2 separate regions of the Homo sapiens genome follow, and region 1 is linked to region 2. Evidence: read pairs that join two places in POLR2A ChIA-PET (ENCODE). Cell type or tissue: B cell. All regions are shown on one strand. Links, peaks and the distances in the headings refer to the core of each region. The heading gives the core; the rest is flanking DNA.

Region 1 (7,595 bases), core at 1,534-5,533, 160 kb before region 2:
TCCCCTCCAGGAACCAAGGAGTGGCCCTCCAGGTGGCAGCACTAAGGACACCCCCCCACAACAAGAGTTAGCAGCGAGGTCCCCATGAGTCCCACCCATGACCTGCCGACAGTGTTGCCCACCGGAACTTTTGTGGCCCCTACCGCTCAGCCCTTCCCAGCACTTCTCCCACTTTGTCCCGAGCCTCCTTCTCCCCCAGCAGGGGCACAGGCCTGGCACCTCCCTGCCTTGTGTCCTGAGCCATAGTGACTCTTTTATCTGTGTGTCTTTTGCTAAATATGCCCTTTTTATATTAATAAAAGATGATTTGGAGTTGTGCTCTCAGCTCTGAGCCTTTCTGGGTCTGGTTCTTCAGCTAAGCCTGGGTGGGCCAGGCAGAGACAGGGGAAGAGGAGACTATGGATGGGGAGGGTGTGATTAAATGAGGTTTGACTTGCCTCTGTAGGCCATCAGCCTTTGGTGGGACCTGGGCCCTCTCCGCCCCAGCCGTGGCGCTGAGAGCCCTGGGCCTTCCTGTGGTGCCACCAGGGGGCAGCACAGGGCCTGGCTGCTTCCACAGCCCTTGGCGCTGTGGGCAGCCTGGGCCTGGAGGGCGCTTCCTCTGGATTGGCGGTGATGCCTGGCAGCATGGAAATGCCAGTTCACGTAAGCCACTCCCTCACACGCCCTAATGCCCTGACAACACCCCAGCCTCTGAATCAGCCCTGAAGGTCTCTGACTTCTCAGAGAGAAAGGGCACTGCTGCTTCCAGCACTTGGCCTCAGTGTCAAGGGGAGGGGCTGGCGGGGTGCTGCCGTCACTGCCCCAGCACCTTGTAGCAGGCTGGGTGGGATCCCATGAACCCAGCCTTGGGGTGCCTCGTGAGGCCTTTGCCCAGACTCCGGGTGGCTGGGTGACCGGACTTGTGGACCCGGAAGGCAGAGGTGGGGGAGGCTTTGTGGCACCATGCAGGGGCTAGCCCAGCCACTCACAGTGACAGCCCGTTTCTGCCTGGGCGTGTAGCTGGGTGACCATAGAGGCCTGGGGCCCTGGAGCCGAGCCCAGCCCTAGGTGGAGGCATGTCAGAGCCACCAGCTTCTGGCTAGACTGGTGGGGAGGCATTTCCTCAACCCTGGGTCCCAAATCTAAGGACTGCAGAGAGTGAGAAGAGGAGAGTGGGCCTGGGACCCCCCATATCAAACCACCCTGTGACTGCACACAGGAGGGCTGGGCTAGGGTGGAGATAGGAACTAAGAGTCTTTGGGGACCCCAATCAGCACAGAGGGACTAGGAAGAGCCAGAATTTAGGCAATGGCCTTTTTCCCACTGCCCGGGGGAAGGAAGGCAGGGGCCTCCCTCCCTGCCTCCTCCGCTGCAGGCGGGGCTGCCCGGACCCCGCCGGGGTGGGGAGGGCCAGCCGGGCCCAGGAAGGGGGCGGGGCGGCCGCAGTGACGCGGCGGGCGTCGGGGAGGGACTGCAGGGGCGCCGGCGGGCGGATCGAGAGGAAGGTCGGGGCCATGGGCCGGCACTGCGCCTCGGGAGGGTCCGGCCACCGCTGGAACCCGAGGCCGGGGCTGGGGGCGCTCCGGGCTCCGACCCACGGGCCGGCCGGCCCTGCCCGGGCTGGGTGAGGGGCGCCCGCCTCAAGCTAGAGGTGAGCCGGGGCGTCGGCAGGCGGGCCAAGAGCGCGGCAGGGGACCGGGACGCCGGCGAGCAGAGGGAAGTGGGGACAACGGGGCCTCTCGCTTGCTCGCGGGGTGCGAGTGGGGGATGGAGGGGTGCCTGCAGCGGAACCTCGGTGCCAGTCTGGGGCGCAGGTGGACGGAGCGGGTCTCCAGGGCCATGGCCCGTGGGATACCAAGTGGAGCCACTCTGGCCTCAGCCTGAGGAGGGCTCACCCCCTGGGAAGAGGACGGAGTGGCTGCCTAGGCGCGTGGAGAGCCGGCGAGGGCCAGGGGTCCAGGAAGGATGCTGGGAGGGGGAGGTCGAGGACCCGGCTGCCCAAGAAGGCAGATCTGGAGGGCGGAGGAGATTACCGGTCCCGGAAGGTAGGTTCGGGTGCAGGGCGTGGGGAACCCTGGCAGAGATGCTGGGCGCACTGGGCCACTCCGCGCAGAGACACTCGGGGAACAAAGCTCTAGGTGGACGTCCGAGAGTGGGGGACTTGGGACCCCGCCGACTCCGGGAAGGGGATGCAAGGGGCGGGTCCCCGAGGGGCCGGTCGCGGAAGGCGGGCCCGGAAGGAGGGGCCCCGGGGCTTCGGGGGCGCGCCCAGAGGGATGCCGTTTCCCGGGGTTAGGACGCGGTCGCAGCGGGAGAGGTGAGGTGGCCCTCCCGCCCGCCGGCCGGAGCCTGGCGCTCCGGGGGGCCCGCGTCAGCGCGCGGTTGCCATGGCGACGGGCGGGCGGGGGGCGGGGGCTGCGCGGAAAAGAGGTCAGCGCTCAGCCTCGCTGCGGCTCCCGGCCCCGGCGGCGCGGGCGGCGGTGCTAGGCTCGCCTCTGCCTCCCTCGTGGCGGGCCCGGACATGGGGTCCCGTGGCCTGAGTCCCTCGGCCGGCGCGCAGGGCTCGGGGCCGCGCGCAGCCTCCCCGCACTGACTGTCGCGCCGTGCCCTGCGCCAGGAGGAGCGGAGGCCGCGCGCGGCCCGCCGAGCGCCTTCAGGATGCTCATCAAGGAATACCACATTCTGCTGCCCATGAGCCTGGACGAGTACCAGGTGGCCCAGCTCTACATGATCCAGGTGAGGGCGGCGGGGAGAGGGCACCCGGGCAAGGGGTGGAGCCCTGCCGACCCCGCCAGCCCTGCCCCGGGGCTGGGACCGGCTGGGAGCCCGGAGGAGGCAAGAGAGGCCCCCCTTCAGATGTGGGAATGGGGAAGGACTGTGGGAAGAGGGGCAGGAGGGCCGAGTGGTGCTTCCCATCCGCTAAGTGCCCAGCCCTCCTCTGATCTCCTGTAATCCTCCTCAGGATCTGTAATCCCATCGGGGAAGGAAAAAGCGCCCAGGAGGCGGCAAGAATGAGGAGGGGGGCCTCCGCGGCAGAGGAAGGCGGGAGGGGGTCTGGAGAAGTGGAGGGTCCTGGCCATCCCTGGAGGTCAGGGAGATGTGGTGAGGACCAGGTGTCAAACCTGGAGCAGGGACAGGGCAGCAAGGATGGGAGGGCGAGGAGGCTCTGGTGTAGGGCAGTGAGAAGAGTGGGCCAGGGCAGGCCCTCAGCAGTGGCCGGGTTGGTGCGGGGCCTGGGGGAGTCTGCTCCAGATCTGTCCCCAGCACAGCAGGACCAGAATCTCATAAAGCAAGAGGGCCCGGACCCCGCCTCGGGCTTGAAAGGGCCATCTGAGCCCCGGAGCAATAGAAGGCAGGATCTGGGGGCTCTCAAGCTCTGAGGGGTGTGGCGGAGCTGGGATTGGGAGGCGGCCAGGGCCTCCCAGAGAGGGAGGGGGCCAGGGTCAGGGCCTCTGAGAGCTGGAGGCCCCTTTTCCTCTCCTAGTCCCTTCTTCCTTGCCAGCCACCCCGGCCTCCTTGCCACCTGCCAGCACATCCAGTATGCTCCCACCTTGGGGCTGCACTGGCTTCCCCCGGCCTTGAGCACCTCCTCCTACCTCACCTCCTTAAAGTCATGTTCAAGCCATGGTCACATTGTGTTATTAGCAAGGCCTTCCCTGACTATCAGATCAAAACTGCAGCCCCCAACCCTCATCACCTATACCCTACTCTAGGCTTTCTTTTCCTATAGCACCTAGCGCCTTCTAACACACCACATAATTTGCTTTTTCCTTTTGTCTGTCTCCTTCCACTAGAATGTAAGTTCCACGAGGGCAGGGATCTTTGTTCTATTCATCAATATATCTCAATTGATATAATCCCAAACACTGCCTGGAGTGGAGCAGACACTCAATGAATACTTGAATGACTCAACTGAGTGCTGGGTTGCAGACCCCATGCGGGGCTGGGCTGCATCTGTGATTCTGATCCCAGGGAGCTTTGGTGGGGCGGGGTCTGGTTTCAGGGAGTTGAAAAGGCTGGGACCAGGGCCCCAGAGCTGTGTAGAACACCAGGCTGAGCTGGGGATCCCAGATGCTAAGCTGGGGCTGAGCTCCCTGTCCTGCTCTCCCTTGGGCCACAGAAAAAGAGCCGGGAGGAGTCTAGTGGTGAGGGCAGCGGCGTGGAGATCCTGGCCAACCGGCCCTACACGGATGGGCCCGGGGGCAGCGGGCAATACACACACAAGGTGTACCACGTGGGCTCCCACATCCCAGGCTGGTTCCGGGCACTGCTGCCCAAGGCTGCCCTGCAGGTAGAAGAGGAATCCTGGAATGCCTACCCCTACACCCGAACCCGGTGAGTGGGTGAGCTGGGCATGGTCCGAGGCCAGGAGGGGAGCGGCCCTGGTGGGTACAGCAGTGAGCCTCACCCGTGCCTTCTGCCCAGGTACACCTGCCCTTTCGTGGAGAAATTCTCCATTGAAATTGAGACCTATTACCTGCCTGATGGGGGGCAGCAGCCAAACGTCTTCAACCTGAGCGGGGCCGAGAGGAGACAGCGCATCCTGGGTGAGGCCTGGAGCTATGGGGGGACCCTGGCGCCCCTCTCAGGCTCCTGGCTGCCTCAGTGGGCAGCCTCTGAGAAGTCCCAGCCCTCTCCAGGCCTCATGTCCTGTCTGCAAAAGGACGGGAACTGTCATCCAGTCCCAAGAGGGTGCCAGGAGCGGGGGCTCAAAGGGGCTGGCGCTGCTCAATGCTTGCCGAACTCCCTCAGACACCATCGACATCGTGCGGGATGCAGTGGCCCCAGGCGAGTACAAAGCAGAAGAGGACCCCCGGCTTTATCACTCGGTCAAGACGGGCCGAGGGCCACTGTCTGATGACTGGGCACGGACGGCGGCACAGACGGGGCCCCTTATGTGTGCCTATAAGCTGTGCAAGGTTGAGTTCCGCTACTGGGGCATGCAAGCCAAGATCGAGCAGTTCATCCATGATGTAGGTGAGCACCCAGCTGCGGGAGGTCCCACTTACCCAGCATGCCCCAGACCCCATGTTTAGGGCCAGGGATGCTCCCATCCACTGGGGACACAGAAGCAGAAAGCCATCGTTTCCATTTGAGGTGGGGAGCACTAGGGCAGAAGCGGCCGCACAGCCTAGCCAGGCATCCACAGAGCAGGAAGCTGGTAACATGATCTACAAGGTCCATACTGGCTCTGACATTCAGAAATGCTGCTGCTTCCATTAAGATTCTAAGATTCTCCATCATCCTATGAGTTAGATGAGACTTAGAGACACTCAGGAAGGTCACCGGCTCTAACTGGCAGCATGCTAAGGAGTGCAGGCTGAGGCTGTGACTCTGATGTCATTCTCTCTGGGATTCCCCACCTCCACTCCCAGTTTCTAGTGTTCCAGCCTTTGGCCCTGGTGTTCAGGAGCCCCAGTCCCACACCTCCCCTCAACCTGACCCCACCACGCCTACAATTCAGCCCTGCCTCAGTGCCCAGGTCATCTGCACACAGAGGGATGGTCCCTAGTTGGAGAGACCAGCGGCCTGGCTTCTGTCCCACTACTGACCCCCACCCCATGGTACCTCCAGCAAGGCACTGGCCATCTCTGCACTTTAAATTTCTCTTCAGTAAATGAGGAAGAGGTTGAGTCAGATATGAAGAGCTAATACTGACAGTGATTGCGACACACAGACCCATGGCTAATTACTTTTTGTGCAAGATCTCCCTTAACACCCACAACACCCCACCAGGTAATGACGATGATTATTCCCATTTTACAGGTGAGGAAATTCAGCTTAGAGAATAATGAGGACGCCTTGTCTTGCATTTGGAAAAATGCCAAAAAGCACAAATAAGAAAAATATAGCCACTACTAAGATTCCAATATATCTCCTCGCAGAAGTTTATAATTATCATTCAACCATCATTACTTTATTTCCTAGACATTTAAGAGTTTCTAACTTTTTCTTCTGCTTAAGATAAAAATATCCCAGAATGGGTATCATCTTTCGCTACAACCTTCATTGAGTGCCAACACTTCCATTAACTGTTAACACCTTCATTAACCATCAACAATTTCATTAACTGTTAAACCCTTAATTAACTGTTAATTCCTCAGAAGTCAGCAGGAAGCCAGCCAAAAGCAAGAACAAGCATTGGTCCCTGCTTCTGGAGTGATGGGGTGGGGACAGTGCTGAGAGTTAGGGTGTGCAGAGAGACAGGAAAGGCAGTGGGCGGGGGGGAGTCAGGCAGGAAGACAAATGCCCCACTTTCCACTCCCATTCCTGGACTGCACTGGCCCTGCCCTACTTTGTGGCTCTGGGTGGGTGGTGTCCCCAGGGGAGCCATTATCCAACCTCAAGGCTGGGCATGTAGCTGCGGTGGCAGGGAAGCAGGGGGAGGGGGCAGTTCTGACGCCTGGGCACCTGCAGGTCTGCGTCGGGTGATGCTGCGGGCCCACCGCCAGGCCTGGTGCTGGCAGGATGAGTGGACAGAGCTGAGCATGGCTGACATCCGGGCACTGGAAGAGGAGACTGCTCGCATGCTGGCCCAGCGCATGGCCAAGTGCAACACAGGCAGTGAGGGGTCCGAGGCCCAGCCCCCCGGGAAACCGAGCACCGAGGCCCGGTCTGCGGCCAGCAACACTGGCACCCCCGATGGGCCTGAGGCCCCCCCAGGCCCAGATGCCTCCCCCGATGCCAGCTTTGGGAAGCAGTGGTCCTCATCCTCCCGTTCCTCCTACTCATCCCAACATGGAGGTGAGGCTGGGGCACAGGGATGGGAGGAACGGCCCTCCCCAGGCTGGGCTCCTGGGCTGAGGCTGAGGCTGAGCTGGCCCGGCAGGGGCTGTGTCTCCCCAGAGCTTGTCTGAGTGGCGCATGCAGAACATTGCCCGAGACTCTGAGAACAGCTCCGAGGAAGAGTTCTTTGATGCCCACGGTCAGCACTGAGGCCCTTTTTGGGAGTGGGGATGTCCCCGAGCAGCTCCTCCCACCCCATGACACAGCCCCCTGTCCCCTCAGAAGGCTTCTCGGACAGTGAGGAGGTCTTCCCCAAGGAGATGACCAAGTGGAACTCCAATGACTTCATTGATGCCTTTGCCTCCCCAGTGGAGGCAGAGGGAACGCCAGGTAAAGATACCGCCTAGGACACCGGCCCCCAGCACCCGTGTACAGCAGGTCATGAGTTTAATGGCATCTTAAGATGAGAGGCAATCTGAAGAGGTGCTCATTAAATACATAGACGAATAATGAATGGTGGATGGATGGATGGATGGATGGATGGATGGATGGGTGGATGGATGGATGATTAGAATGTAGTCATGATTCAGACATAGCACTAAGAATGAAGGAATTAATTTGGACTCCCTGAATGCTTCACTTGAGAGGTGATGTCTATGCTGGCTTTGGAGGACTTGGGCCAGCACTGTCCAGCAGAACTTCTAGGTCCATGCTGCCCAAGGCAATAACCACCAGCCACACTGGCTCCCAGGCACTGAAAATGGGGTTAGTGTGACTGAGGAACTGAGGTTTTTATGTATTATATTTTAATTCATTTAAATTTAAATGGCCACTTGTAGCTAATGGCCACCACATTGGACAGGGCAGGGTTAGAGAAGTTTGCCAGG
Region 2 (14,067 bases), core at 5,687-9,686:
GTGTCTTTGGCTGTCATGGTAACTACCAGTACCACACCCCTCTATGAAGGCCACACTGATTCATTCTTTATTGACTCAGGTGTGGCAACATTTATCCACCCTCAGACAAACTCACTAGTAGCTTGAAGGTTTAAGGAGCTAATTTACCAAGAAACTAAAGTCAACACAGGAAAGAAGCAAGTTTCTGAACTGGTCTAGAAACAGAAGAAAACTACAACAGTGCCAGCTTGAGGCCAATTTGGGTTACTGCCACCTCTGGGACTCAAGAGATTCTCAAAATGATTCCTGGTTTTCCACGCAGTTTATCCACCTGAGTCTATCCACCTGAGTCCTAAGCTAGAAAACCATAACTTTGTGCTAGTCATGGCAGATGCAAATGATTAGAACCCCAGGCCCTAAGCCCCAAGAGCTCACTGTAGTAGGGAGACAGAAAACAGACGCGCAAGTATACTTCAAACAATGCTGCAAGACAGGCATGGGCCTGGCCTATGACAACCTTCAGCTGAGTATGTAAGGACGAGTAGGGGTGCCCTCCAGGTGAACAAGTGATGGTAGACCATGTGTTGGCATCTGAGATCTGAGTCCTTCTTAAGCCCAACTTTGGTCCTTTGTCTCTTGAAGGAAAAGGCATCTCCTAGGAGCTCCCTCTGGGATGTGAGCCTCCATCCTGACCTCGTGGATGCCCCTTCACCTCACCTAGAGGCGCCAATGGTTCCTATGCCTGCAGGCCCTGCCCTTGACTGCAGGATGTTTTTCACTCTGTGCAGCCTTCCCTGAAGAGAGTTAAGGATTTCCCCTCTGCTTCCCACGGTAACCTGTTTCTGTTTTATTACAGCATGTCACATTGCCACAACAATACGCTTCATTGTTTTCAGTGCTAGAGAATATTTTATCTCTGCTGGTGTATACCTAACACAAGGTTGGCTACATAGTAAGCGCTCAAAGCTGGCTGAGGTTGGTCATAGTGGCTTACCCCTGTAATCCTAGCACTTTGGGAGGCTGAGGAAAGAGGATCACTTGAGCCCAGGAGTTTGAGACCAGCCTGGGCAACAAAGGGGTATCCTGTCTCTACAAAAAACAAAAAAAAACTAAAAATTAGCTCGGTGTGGCACACGCCTGTGGCCCCAGATAGTGGGGCTGAGGCAGGAGGATCACTTGAGCCCATGAAGTTGAAATGCAGTGAGCCATATTCCCACTACAGCACTCCAGCCTGAGCAACACAGCAAGACCCTGTGTAAAAAAAAAAAAAAAAAAAAAAAAAAAGCTGACCAAATCGTCCCACTTCACTCACATCTACTTTTTTTTTTGAAACAAACTCTTGCTCTATCCCCCAGGCTGGAGTGCAGTGGCATAATCTTGGCTCACAGCAACCTCTGCCTCCCAGGTTCAAGGGATTCTCTTGCCTCAGCCTCCCGAGTAGCTGGGATTACAGGCAGGCACCACCATGCCCAGCTAATTTTATATTTTTAGTAGAGACGGGGTATCACCATGTTGACCAGACTGGGCTCGAACTCCTGACCTCAGGTGATCTGCCCACGTCGGCCTCCCAAAGTGCTGGGATTACAGGTGTGAGCCACTGTGCCCAGCCTACTCACACGTACTTTTTGATCCTGTCTAGCCCGTGAGAATCATTTGTGTGAGAGTTGTAAATGCAACTCTTTGGGCTCTAAGTCACTTCTCCATAGGAGTTGTGTGGCCTTGATGGCAGGAGCCATCTTCTCCTAAGGCCTTCTCAGTGAGGAAGGCATCAAAGCTGTCAACTGCAGAAGCAGGCCCTTTTCGTTTCCTGTTTTGAAGCCTGTGCCTCCAGTGGGCTGGCCATGGAGTGCTTAGCTGAGGTCCTCTGAGGTGCAGAGTAGAGACAGTCATCATTGCAGTGAGCCATCCAGCCCACCTCTCCACATGCTCTCGGGAGAATGGCTGGCCAGGATCTGACTATTCTAGTTCTGCAATGCTGGAGTATACACTTGTACAACTCCAAGGACACTAATTTGGCATTATATATCAAAATTATAAATGCACCTATCCTTTTCAGTCTATATCTAGAAATTTATCCTACAGATACGTTGGTATATGTAAAATAACATATGTAAGGTTATTTATTATAAAACTCTTTGTAATAGCAAAGAACATAAATAGCCTAAAAGTCTGTCATCCATAAGAGACTGGGCCAGGTGCGGTGGTTCACACCTGTAATCCCAAATATTTGGGGGGCCAAGGTGGGAGGTTGCTTGAGGCCAAGGGTTCAAGTCCAGCCCAGGTAACATAGCAAAATCTTGTCTCTACAAAAACTGTTAAAAATTAGCCCACTGTGGCGGCTTGCACCTGTGGTTCCAGCTACTCGGGAGGCTGACGTTGGGGAGGACCCCTTGAGCCTGGTAGGTTGAGGCTGTAATGAGGTGTGACTGTACCACTGTACTCCAGCCTAGGTGACAGAGCAAGACTCTGTCTCCAAAAAAAAATAAGGGCCAAGTGCAGTGGCTCATGCCTATAATCCCAGCATGTTGGGAGGCCAAGGCAGGAGGATTGCTTAAGCTCAAGAGAATTTGAGACCAGTCTGGGGCAACAGAGTGAAACACCATCTCTATGTGGAAAAAAAAAAAATTAATTAATTCTCGTTATGTTGCCCAGGATGGTCTTGAACTCCTGGACTCAAGCAATCTTCCTGCCTCAGCCTCCCAAAGTGCTGGGATTACTGGCATGAGCCACCATGCCTGGCCAAGTTCATTCACTTTTGTTGCTGAATAATATTCCATTGTGTATTGGCCGGGCACAGTGGCTCACACCTGTAATCCCAGCACTTTGGGAAGCCAAGGCGGGCAGATCATGAGGTCAGGAGTTCAAGACCAGCCTGACCACCATGGGGAAACCCCGTCTCTACTAAAAATACAAAAAAAATTAACCAGGTGTGGTGACGCGCGCTTGTAATTCCAGCTACTCAGGAGGCTGAGGCAGGAAAATTGCTTGAACCTTTGAGGCAGAGGTTGCAGTGAGCCGAGATCGTGCCACCACACTCTAGCCTGGATGACAGAGCAAGACTCCGTCTCAAAAAAAAAAAAAAAAAAAAAAATCCATTGTGTGAATATACTAAAATGTATTTATCCCATTTATCAGCTGATGAACATTTGGGTTGTTTCCAGTTTTAGACTCTGATGGATGGAGCTGTTATAAACATTCATGTACAAGTCTTTGTGTGGGCAGGTTTTCATTTTTTCTTGGCTATATGCCAAAGAATCATATTGCTACATTATATATCATATATATATATTTGACTTTAGAGTAAACTGCCAGTCTGTTTTCCGAAGTGGTTCTACCATTTTATTTTTTTGAGATGGAGTATTGCTCTGTCACCCAGGCTGGAGTGCAATGGCACAATCAAAGTTTACTGCAGCCTCAAACTTTTGGGCTTAAGCAATCCTCCCACCTCAGCCTCCAGAGTAGCTGGTACTGGAGGTGTGAGCTGCTGTGTCTGGCCATGCTCTATTGTTTTCTTTGCTGTGCAGAAGCTTTTTGTTTGATGTAATCCCATTGGTCTACTTTTGCTTTGGTTGCCTGTGCTTTTGAGGTCCTATCTCAAAAATCCTTGCCTAGGTCAATGTCAGGAAGCATTTCTCCTGTGTTTTCTTCTAGTAGTTTTATAGTTTGAGGTCTTATATTTAAGTCTTTAATCCATTTTGAGTTAATTTTTGTCATTCTTCTGAATGTGGATATCCAGTTTTCCCAGCACCACTTATTGAAGAGACCATCTTTTCCCCAATGTATATTCTTGGCACCTTTACTGAAAATCAGTTGTGTGAATTTATTTCTGGGTTATCTATACTGTTCCACTGGTCTATGTGTATGTTTTTATGACTGTACCATGCTGTTTTGGTTACTATAGCTTTGTAGTATATTTTGAACTCAGGTAGTATGATGCCTCCAGCTTTGTTATTTTTGCTTAGGATTGCTTTGGCTATTTGGGGTCTTTAGTGGTTCCAGATAAAATTTTTGGAATTTTTTTTTTTTTTGAGACAGAGTCTCGCTTTGTCACCCTAGCTGGAGTGCAGTGGGGCGATCTTGGATCACTGCAACCTCTGCCTCCCAGGTTCAAGGGATTCTCCTGCCTCAGCCTCCCGAGTAGCTGGGATTTCAGGCGCGTGCCACCACACCTGGCTAATTTTTGTATTTTTAGTAGAGATGGGGTTTCACCACGTTGGCCAGGCTGGTCTCAAAATTCTTGACCTCAAGCAATCCACCTGCCTTCCTCGGCCTCCCAACGTGCTGGGATCATAGGCGTGAGCCACTGCACCCGGCCAGAATTTTTTTCATAATAGTATCTTTAGAAGAACGAAAGTTTTAAAATGTGTGTGTGTGTGCGTGTGTGTCTGTGTGTGTGATGGAGTTTTGCTCTTGTTGCCTAGGCTGGAGTGCAATGGCGTGATCTTGGCTCACCTGGAACCTCCGCCTCCTGGGTTTAGGCGATTCTCCTACCTCAGCCTCCCACGTAGCTGGGATTACAGGCATGTGCCACCATGCCCAGCTAATTTTTGTATTTTTAGTAGAGACAGGATTTCACCATGTTGGCCAGGCTGGTCTCAAACTCCTGACCTCGCATAATCCACCTGTGTCGGCCTCCCAAAGTGCTAGGATTACAGGCATCAGTCACCACACCCGGCCCAAAGTTTTAAATTTTGATGAAATCCAATTTATCATTTTTTTTGTTACTGCTTTTTATGTCCTAAGAAATGTTTACCTACCCCAAAGTAACAAATATTTTCTATTTTTTTCTAGATATTTCATTGTTTTAGCTTTTACATTTAGGTTTAGGATCTATTTTTAATTTCACTGTTTCATTCCTGATAATTGGGGATTTATATTTTCTCTATTTTCTTAGTCTTACTAGGGACTTAACAATTTCATTTTATTTTATTTTATTTTATTTTATTTTATTTTATTTTTGGAGACAGAGTCTTGCTCTGTTGCCCAGGCTGGAGTGCAGTAGCGCAATCGTGGCTCACTGCAACCTCTGCCTCCTGGGTTCAAGCAATTCTCTGCCTCATCCTTCTGAGTAGCCAGGATTACAGGTGCCCGCCACCATGCCCAGCTAATTTTTGTATTTTTAGTAGAGACAGGGTTTCACCATGTTGGCCAGGCTGGTCTTGAAATCCTGACCTTGTGATCCACCATCCTCGGCCTCCCAAAGTGCTGGGATTACAAGTGTGAGCCACTGCGCCCAGCCTCAATTTTATTAACTTATTTCAAGAAACTAACTTTTGGTGGATATACAGTTCCAGCCCCATTTGCTCAAAGACCTTTTACCCACTTAATTACGTTGGCACTGTCATCAAAAATAATTTGGCCATGGCCAGGTGCAGTGGCTCATGCCTGTAATCCCAGCACTTTGGGAGGCTGAGGAGGGTGGATCACGAGGTCAGGAGATTGAGACCATCCTGGCTAACACCGTGAAACCCTGTCTGTACTAAAAATACAAAAAAAATTAGCCGGACGTGGTGGCGGATGCCTGTAGTCCCAGCTGCTTGGGAGGCTGAGGCAGGAGAATGGCGTGAACCCAGGAGGCGGAGCTTGCAGTGAGCCGAGATTGTGCCACTGCACTCCAGCCTGGGCGACAGAGCAAGACTCCGTCTCAATAAAAAAAAAATAATGATAATAATTTGGCCATGTAAGTGTGGGACTACTGCTAAACTCTCTTTCGCATTGATGTGTTTATCTCAACATCACACTGTCTTGATTTGTGTAGCTTCACAATAAAGCTTGAAATCATATAGAGTTAGTTAGTTTTTAAAAACTGGTGTTTTTTTGTTTCCTTTTGTTTGCAGAGACAGGGTCTCACTATGTCACCCAGGCTGGTCTGTGGTCTGGAACTCCTGGATTCAAGCGATCCTCCTGCCTCAGCCTCCCAAAGTGCTGGGACTATAGTCATATGCCATGGTACCCAGCCTAGTTTTAAGTGTAGAGGTCTTGCTTATCTTTGGCTAAATTTATTCCTAACAAGGTTTTTATTCTATTAAAAGTGGATTTTAAAAAAATTTTCATTTTCCCATTGTTTGTTGCTAGAACATAGAAATAGAAATGGTTTTTGTATATTCACTTTGTATCCTGTTACCTTGGTAAATCCACTTCATTCTAGTGGTTTTTAAAAGATTCTGGCCAGGCACAGTGGTTCACGCCTGTACTCCCAGCAGTTTGGGAGGCCAAGGCAAGTGAATTGCTTGAGCTCAGGAGTTCGAGGCCAACCTAAGAAACATGGCGAAACCCCATCTTTACAAAGAAGTACGAAAAATTAGCCAGGCATGGTGGCACCCACCTGTAGTCCCAGCTACTTCTGAGGCTGGAGTGGGAGAATCACCTGAGCCCCAGAGGTGGAGTGAGCCATGATTGCCACTGCACTCCAGTTTGGGCAAGAGAGTAAGACCCTGTCTCAAAAATAAATAATAAATAAAACATTTTTAAAAGGGGTTATTTCATTCAAGTTGTCAAATTTATTTCCATAAAGTTGTTCACAATAAATACTCCTTTTTATCATCTTAATACATAACAATCTAAACTGATATCTACTCTTTCATTACTAATAATTGGTAATTTTTTTTTTTTGAGACAAGATCTTGCTCTGTTGCCCTGGAGTACAGTGGCATGATCTCGGCTCACTGCAGGCTCCACCTCCCAGGTTCAAGTGATTCTCATGCCTCAGCCTCCCAAGTAGCTGGGATTACAGGTGTGCACCACCACGCCTGGCTAATTTTTTGTACTTTTAGTAGAGAAGGGGTTTCACCATGTTGGTCAGGCTAGTCTTGAATTCCTGGCCTCAAGTAATCCACCGGCCTTGGCCTCCCAAAGTGTTGGGAATACAGGTGTGAGCCACCATGCTCAGCCTGTATTTTTTTTTAATCAGTCTTGATACGGTTTTATCAATTTTATTATTTTTTCAAAGAATCAACTTTTCGCTTTGCTATTTTTCTCTGGTGTGTGTGTGTGTGTGTGTGTGTGTGTGTGTGTGTGTGTGTGTATTTATGTATTTTCTTTTTTTTTTTTTTGACAGGGTGTTATTCTGTCATCCAAGCTGGACTGCAGTGGTGCAATCATGGCTCACTGCAGCCTCTATCTCCCAGGCTCAAGGGTTCCTCCCACCTCAGCCTCCCAAGTAGCTGTGACTACAGGCATGCCCCACCACACTGAGCTAATTTTTTAAATTTACTTTTTGTAGAGATGGGGTCTCACTATGCCAGGCTAGTCTTGAACTCCTGGGCTCAGGCGATCCTCTTGCCTTAGCCTCCCAGAGTGCTGGAATTACAGGCATAAGCCACTGCTCCCAACCTCTGTGTGTTTTCTATTTCATTAACTTCTGCTCATCATTATTTCCTTCCTTTGGACTTAACTTGTTCTTTTTCTAGCTTATTTTATTTTCTTCTTCTTAGGCCGGATGCCATGGCTTACCCTGTAATCCCAGCACTTTGAGAGGCCGAGGCGGGCGGATCACTTGAGGTCAGGAGTTCGAGACCAGCCTGACCAACATGGAGAAACCCCGTCTCTACTAAAAATACAAAATTAGCTGGGTGTGGTGGCACATGCCTGTAATCCCAGCTATTTGGGAGGCTGAGGCAGGAGAATCACTTGAACCCGGGAGGCAGAGTTTGCGGTGAGCCAAGATCGTACCATCGCACACCAGCCTGGGCAACAAGAGTGAAACTCCGTCTCAAAAAATAAAATAAAATAAAATATTTTCTTCTTTTTTTGACAGGGTCTATGTCACCAAGGCTGGTCTCGAACTCCTATGCTCAATCTTTCCACCTCAGCCCCATGAGTAGCTGGGACTACAGGTGCACAGCACTGTGCTGTTTCTTTTCTTTTCTTCTTCTTTTTTTTTTTTTTGCACTATAATCCACATAATATAAAATTCACCATTTTTAAAATTAATTTATTTTTTGAGACAGGGTCTTGCTCTGTCTCCTGAGCTGGAGAGCAGTGGCAGGATTGCGGCTCACTGCAGCCTTGACCTCCCAGGCTCAAGCAATTCTCCAGCCTCAGCCTCCCAAGCAGCTGGGACTACAGGCACGCACCACCACGCCAGGCTAATTTTTGTATTTTTTGTGGAGATGGGATTTTGCTATGTTGCCTAAGCTGGTCTCGAACTCCTGAACTCAAGCCATCTACCCGCCTCGGCTTCCCAAAACGCTGGGACTATAGGCATGAGCCAACATGCCCAGCCTCTAAAATTCACAATTTTAAAGTGTAAAATTCAGTGATTTTTAGTATATTCACTATGTTGTGCAACCATTACCATATCTAATTCTGTAACATCTTCATCAACCCAGAAAGAAACCTGTGCTTAATGGCAGTCAGTTCCAATTCCTCCCTGGCAACCACTAATCTGCTTTCTGTCTATATGGATCTGTCTATTCTAAAATTTTCATTTTTATAATTAATTTTTTACAATTTTTTTTGAGGCAGGGTCTCACTTTGTTGCCCAAGCTGGAGTGTAGTAGTGCTTACTGCAGTCTTGGCCTCCTGGCTCAAGGGTTCTCATGCCTCAAGATTACAGGTGTATGTCACCACGCCTGGCTAATTTTTTATTTTTTGTAGAGAGGATCTCATTATGTTGCCCACGCTGATCTCCTGGGCTCAAGCAATCCTCCCACTTCAATCTCCCAAAGTGCTGGGATTACAGGCATGAGCTACCATACCCAGCCCTGAAAATTTCATATAAATGGAATCATTTTGTGTCTGCTTTTCTTCACTTAGCATAAGGTTTTCAAGGTTTATCCATCTTGTAGCATATAACCACTTCATTCCTTTTCATGGCTGAATAATATTCCATTATAGGGATATACCACATTTTGTTTATTCATTCGTGAATGGACAGTTGGATTGCTTCCACATTTTGGCTAACACTGTTATGAACATTTGTGTACACATTTTTCTATGAACATGTTTTTGATTCTCCTGCGTATATACCAGGGAGTAGAACTGCTGGGTCATATGGTAATTCTATTTAACTTTTGGAGAAACTGCCAAACTTCTTATAGCTTCTTAAGGTAGAAACATAGAATTATTAATTTAAACCTTTCCACTGGGCACGGTGGCTCATGCCTGTAATCCCAGCACTTTGGGAAGCCAAGGTGGGTGGATCACTTGAAGCCAGGAGTTTGGGGCATGAGAATCGCTTGAACCTGGGAGGCAGAGGTTGCAGTGAACCGAGATCCCACCACTGCACTCCAGTGTCCCACTCTGTCCCTCTGACCACTGCCCCCCCAAATTTAAACCTTTCTCTTTTCTCATGTAGGTACTTTAAGTTATCCACTTTCCTTTAAGTACTTCTTTAGCTGCACCACACATATTTTGATATTCTGTGCCTTCATATGCTACAGTTTGAAATATTTTCTCATTTGTGTTTTCTTCTTTGATTCATTAGTTATACAGAAATACTTTTTTTTTTTTTTTGAGACAGAGTTTCACTCTTGTCACCCAGGCTGGAGTGCAATGGCATGTTCTCAGCTCACTGCAACCTCTGCCTCTTGGGTTCAAGTGATTCTCCTGCCTCACCCTCTTGAGTAGCTGGGACTACAGGTATGTGTCAACATGCCTGGCTAATTTTATTTTTTGTAGCGACAGGATCTCGCTATATTGCCCAGGCTGGTCTCAAACTCCTGGCCTCAAGCAATCCTCCCTCCTCGGCCTCCCAAAGTGCTGGGATTACAGGTGTGAGCCACCATACCTGGCCTAAAAATATATTCTTTGGAAATATATTCTTTAATTTCTAAACATTTGGGGACTTTCTAGATATGTTACTATTAATATTATTTGTCTCTAATTTAACTTCATTGTGATCAGATGATCAGAGAGTATTCTGTAAGGTTGTCTGGGGTTTTTTCCCTTTTTTTTTTTTTTTTAAATAGAGACAGGGTCTCACTCTTTAACCAGGCTGGAGTGCAGTGGCACAATCATACTCACTGCAGCGTCCAACTCCTTAGGCTCAATCTTCCCACTTCAGTCTCCCAAGTAGCTGGGACTATAGGCACGTGCTACCATGCTCAGCTAAGTTTTTTACTTTTTATGGAGATGGGGTCTATCTATTTAATATGTTGCCCAGGTTGGTCTTGAATTTCTGGCCTTAAGCAATGATTTTAATCTTTAGAAATATATTGAGACTTATCTTATGGCCCAGATATAATCTAGCTTGGCTAATGTTCTATGTGTGCTTGAAAAAAAATGTAATCCCAGCACTTGGGATGGTGAAGTGGGCGGATCACCTGCAGTTATTTGGTGGAGTTTCTTGAATGTCAACTATATCAAATTGGTTGATGGTATTTTTCAGGTTTTCTATATGCAGCTGCTTTTTTGTCTAGTTGTTCTATTAATTGCCAAAAGAAGGTTTTCTTTTTTTTGAGATGGAGTTTCACTTTTGTCCCCTAGGCTGGAGTACGATGGCATGATCTTGGCTCACTGCAACCTCTGCCTCTGGGGTTCAAGTGATTCTCCTGCCTCGGCCCCCCCGAGTAGCTGGGATTACAGTCGCCTGCCACCACGCCTGGCTAATTTTTCTATTTTTCGTAGACATGGGGTTTCACCATGTTGGCCAGGCTAGTCTAGAACTCCTGACCTCAGGTGATCCACCTGCTCTGGCCTCCCAAAGTGCTGGGATTACAGGCATGAGCCACCGCGCCCAGCCCAAAAGGTTTTCAAATCTCTGACAATTGTGCATTTGTTGGTTACTTATTTATTTATTTATTTAGAGATGGAGTCTCACTCTGTCGCCCAGGCTGGAGTGCAGTGGCACAATCTTGGCTCACTGCAACCTCCACCTCCCAGGTTCAAGCGATTCTCCTGCCTCAGCCTCCCAAGTAGCTGGGATTACAGGCCTGCGCCACCAGGCCTGGCTAATTTTTGCATTTTTAGTACAGATGGGGTTTCACCATGTTGTTCAGGCTGGTCTCAAACTCCTGACCTTGTGATCCGCCCGCCTCAGCCTCCCAAAGTGCTGGGATTACAGGTGTGAGCCACAACACCTGGCCTATTTATTTATTTATTGAGACAAGGTCTGGCTCTATTGCCCAGGCTGGAGTGCAGTGGTGAGATCCTGCCTTATTGCAACCTCCACCTCCCAGGCTCAAGCGATCCCTCAGCCTCCCGAATAGCTAGGACTACAGGCGCCCGCCACCACGCTCAGCTAATTTTTTTTTTTGAGATGAAGTCTCGCTGTATTGCCCAGGCGGAAGTGCAATGATGCGATCTTGGCTCACTGCAACCTCCACCTCCCAGGTTCAAGCAATTCTCCTGCCTCAGCCTCCCGAGTCGCTGGGATTACAGGTGCCCACCACCACGCCTGGCTAATTTCTTTGTATATTTAGTAGAGATGGGGTTTCACCATGTTGGCCAGGCTGGTTTTGAACTCCTGACCTCGAGTAAGCTGCCCGCCTCGGCCTCCCAAAGTGCTGAGATTACAGGCGTGAGCCACCGCACCTGGCCTTTTTTTGTACTTTTACTAGACACAGGGTTTCACCATGTTGGCAAGGGTGGTCTCGAACTCCTGGCCTCAAGTGATCCACTCGCCTCAACCTCCCAAATCGCTGGGATTACAGCCACTGTGCCCAGCTGATTTTTCATATTTTTTTGTAGAGATGGGGTTTTTAAAAATTAATTAATTAATTAATTTTTTGAAACAGAATCTTGCTCTGTGGCCCAGGCTGGAGTGCAGTGGCACGATCTTGGGTCACTGCAACCTCTGCCTTCCGGATTCAAGCGATTCTCTTGCCTCAGCCTCCCAAGTAGCTGGAATTACAGGTGTGCACCACCATGCCTGGCTAATTTTTGTATTTTTAGTAGAGACAGGGTTTCACCATGTTGGCCAGACTGGTCTCAAACTCCTGACCTCAGGTGATCTGCCCACCTCGCCTCCCAAAGTGCTGGGATTACAGGCACAAGCCACCATGCTCAGCTGGAGATGGAGTTTTGAGGGAAGATCCTTTGAGCCTGGGAGCCCAGGAGGCTGAAGTGCAGTGAGCTGAGATCACACCACTACACTCTGGCCTGGGTGAGAATGAAACCTTGTCTCAAAAAAAGAGAAGGGGAGGGGAGGGGAGGGCAGGGGAATCATAAAAGTATATTTACTATTAAGTGGAAGTGGATCGTGATAAAGGTCTTCATCCTCGTCGCTTTCACGTTGAGTAGGCTGAGGAAGAGGAATGGTTGGTCTTGCTGTCTCAGGGGCAGCAGAGGCAAAAGTGGTGGAAGGGGAGGCAGGAGAGGCAGGCACATTCTGGTGTAACTTTATGGAAATACATTGTAACTTCTGTCTGACATTTTTGCTTTTTCATTTCTCTAAAAATGTTTCTATATAGCAGCAGTCCCAACCTTTTTGGCACCAGGGACTAGTTTTATGGAAGACTTTTTTCCCATAGATGGGGTTAAGGGGGTAGTTTCGGGATGATTCAAGCACTTTGTATTTATTGTGTGCTTTATTTCTATTATTATTACATTGTAATATATAATGAAATAATTAGACAGCTCACCATAATGTGGAATCAGTAGGAGCCCTGAGCTTGTTTTCTTGCAACTAGATGGTCCTTTCTGGGGTGACAGAAGACAGTGACAGATCACCAGGCATTAGATTCTCATAAGGAGCTGGCAACCTAGATCCCTCACACGCACAGTTCACAATGGGGTTCGCTCTCCTGTGATCTGACAAGAGGTGGTGCTTATGTGGGAATGCAAGTGATGGGGAGCAGATGTAGATGCAGATGAAGCTTGTGTTCGCTTGCTCACCCGTTGCTCACCTCCTGCTATATGGCCTGGTTCCGGTGGCCTGGGGGTTGGGGACCCCTGCTATATGGTATTAATCCTTCTTCCACTGTTTGATTGAGTTTCAGTGCCTGCATCACAGAAGGGTCCATGTCATAAAAAATGTCAAAAGTGGTCCTGAATAATCAGAACCCTTCTTCTAGACTAATGTTAATTATTTTCTGCCACTGCTGCTTCTACATCTTCTTCTTCATCTGGCACAGGTTCAGAAGCACTCATCTCTATCGAGTCATCTTCTGTTAATTCGTCTTGGGTGGTGTCTATTAAGCTCTTCAATTTTTCTGAGATCCATATCAAACCCTTCACCCCATCTTTTTTGCCATATCCACAATCTTTTTCATGATTTCCTTGCTTGGCTTTATCATCAATCCTGTGAAATCATGCATAACATCTGGACACAGTATTCTCCAGGAGGAATTTATTGTTTCAGGCTTGATGGTTTTCATGGCTTTTTCCATAACAATGATGGCATCTTCAGTGGTATAATCCTTCCAGACTTTCACGATGTTCTATCAGGGTTCGCTTCCATAGAGTTGACAGTCCTTTCCATAGAGTACCATGTATATGTGTAATGAGCCTTTAAGGTCCTTACGAACCCCTTGATCTAGAGACTGAATTAGAGACGATGTGTTTGGAGACAAGCAGACCACTTTGACACCTTCGGTATTGAACTGATGGGGTTCAATGCCAAGGGCATTGTCCAATAACAAGAGAATTTTAAAAGGCAATCCCAGGCCAGGTGTGGTAGCTCTCGCCTGTAATCCCAGCACTTTGGGAGGCCGAGGCGGGCGGATCACTTGAGGTCAGGGGTCTGAGACCAGCCTGGCCAACATGGTGAAACCCTGTCTCTACTAAAAATACAAAAATTCTCTGGGCATAGTGGTGCGTGCCTGTAATCCCACTTACTTAGAAGGCCAAGGCAGGAGAATTGCTTTAACCCAGGAGGTGGAGGCTGCAGTGAGCTGAGATCATGCTACTGCATTCCAGCCTGGATGACAGAGCAGGACTCCATCTCAAAAAACAACAAAAAAAGGCAATCCCCTTACTGACAAGGTACATCCTGACTTCAGGGACAAAGTATCAATGAAATCAATTCAGAAAAAGGGTTTTCGTTGTCCAGGCTTTCCTGTTGTACAACCAAAAAATTGGCAGCTGGTGTTTTTCTTTTCCCTTCGGCTTGGGGGTTAGCAGATTTATAGATAAGGGCAGCCTTCATCATAAACCTGACTGCATTTGCACAAAACAATAGAGTTAGTCTCTTTTCTTTCCTAAATC

Evidence for each region. ChIA-PET counts read pairs that join two places held together with the same protein. Peaks named below come from ENCODE experiments on the same cell type or tissue, not always from the same donor. Only the 100,000 strongest peaks of a DNase experiment are listed, where the experiment ranks them.
Region 1: POLR2A ChIA-PET joins it to region 2 with 5 read pairs; 3 of 35 experiments call an interaction of 5 or more read pairs at or near these places.

Annotation. Positions count from the first base shown.
Region 1 is chr11:67,499,226-67,506,820 of GRCh38, reverse strand. PITPNM1 (phosphatidylinositol transfer protein membrane associated 1) reads left to right here and starts at 1,458. Exons shown (of 24, transcript NM_004910.3): 1 at 1,458-1,633; 2 at 2,600-2,718; 3 at 4,103-4,317; 4 at 4,408-4,529; 5 at 4,735-4,959; 6 at 6,400-6,726; 7 at 6,812-6,907; 8 at 6,991-7,098. The coding sequence starts at 2,641. It overlaps CDK2AP2 (cyclin dependent kinase 2 associated protein 2), which reads left to right. Exons shown (of 4, transcript NM_005851.5): 4 at 1-324. RefSeq lists silencers at 1,162-1,791, 2,002-2,161, 2,172-2,291, 2,372-2,471 and enhancers at 2,250-2,999, 3,000-3,749. In B cell, for the core only: no CTCF peak of the experiment used is centred there; a DNase peak (open chromatin) is centred at 3,260; H3K4me3 peaks cover 1,624 bases; H3K27ac peaks cover 745 bases.
Region 2 is chr11:67,332,189-67,346,255 of GRCh38, reverse strand. All of the region lies in intron 2 of LOC100130987 (a long non-coding RNA gene), which reads right to left. Among named protein-coding and RNA genes, the nearest start is that of POLD4, 14 kb to the left of the region's middle. In B cell, for the core only: no CTCF peak of the experiment used is centred there; no DNase peak of the experiment used is centred there.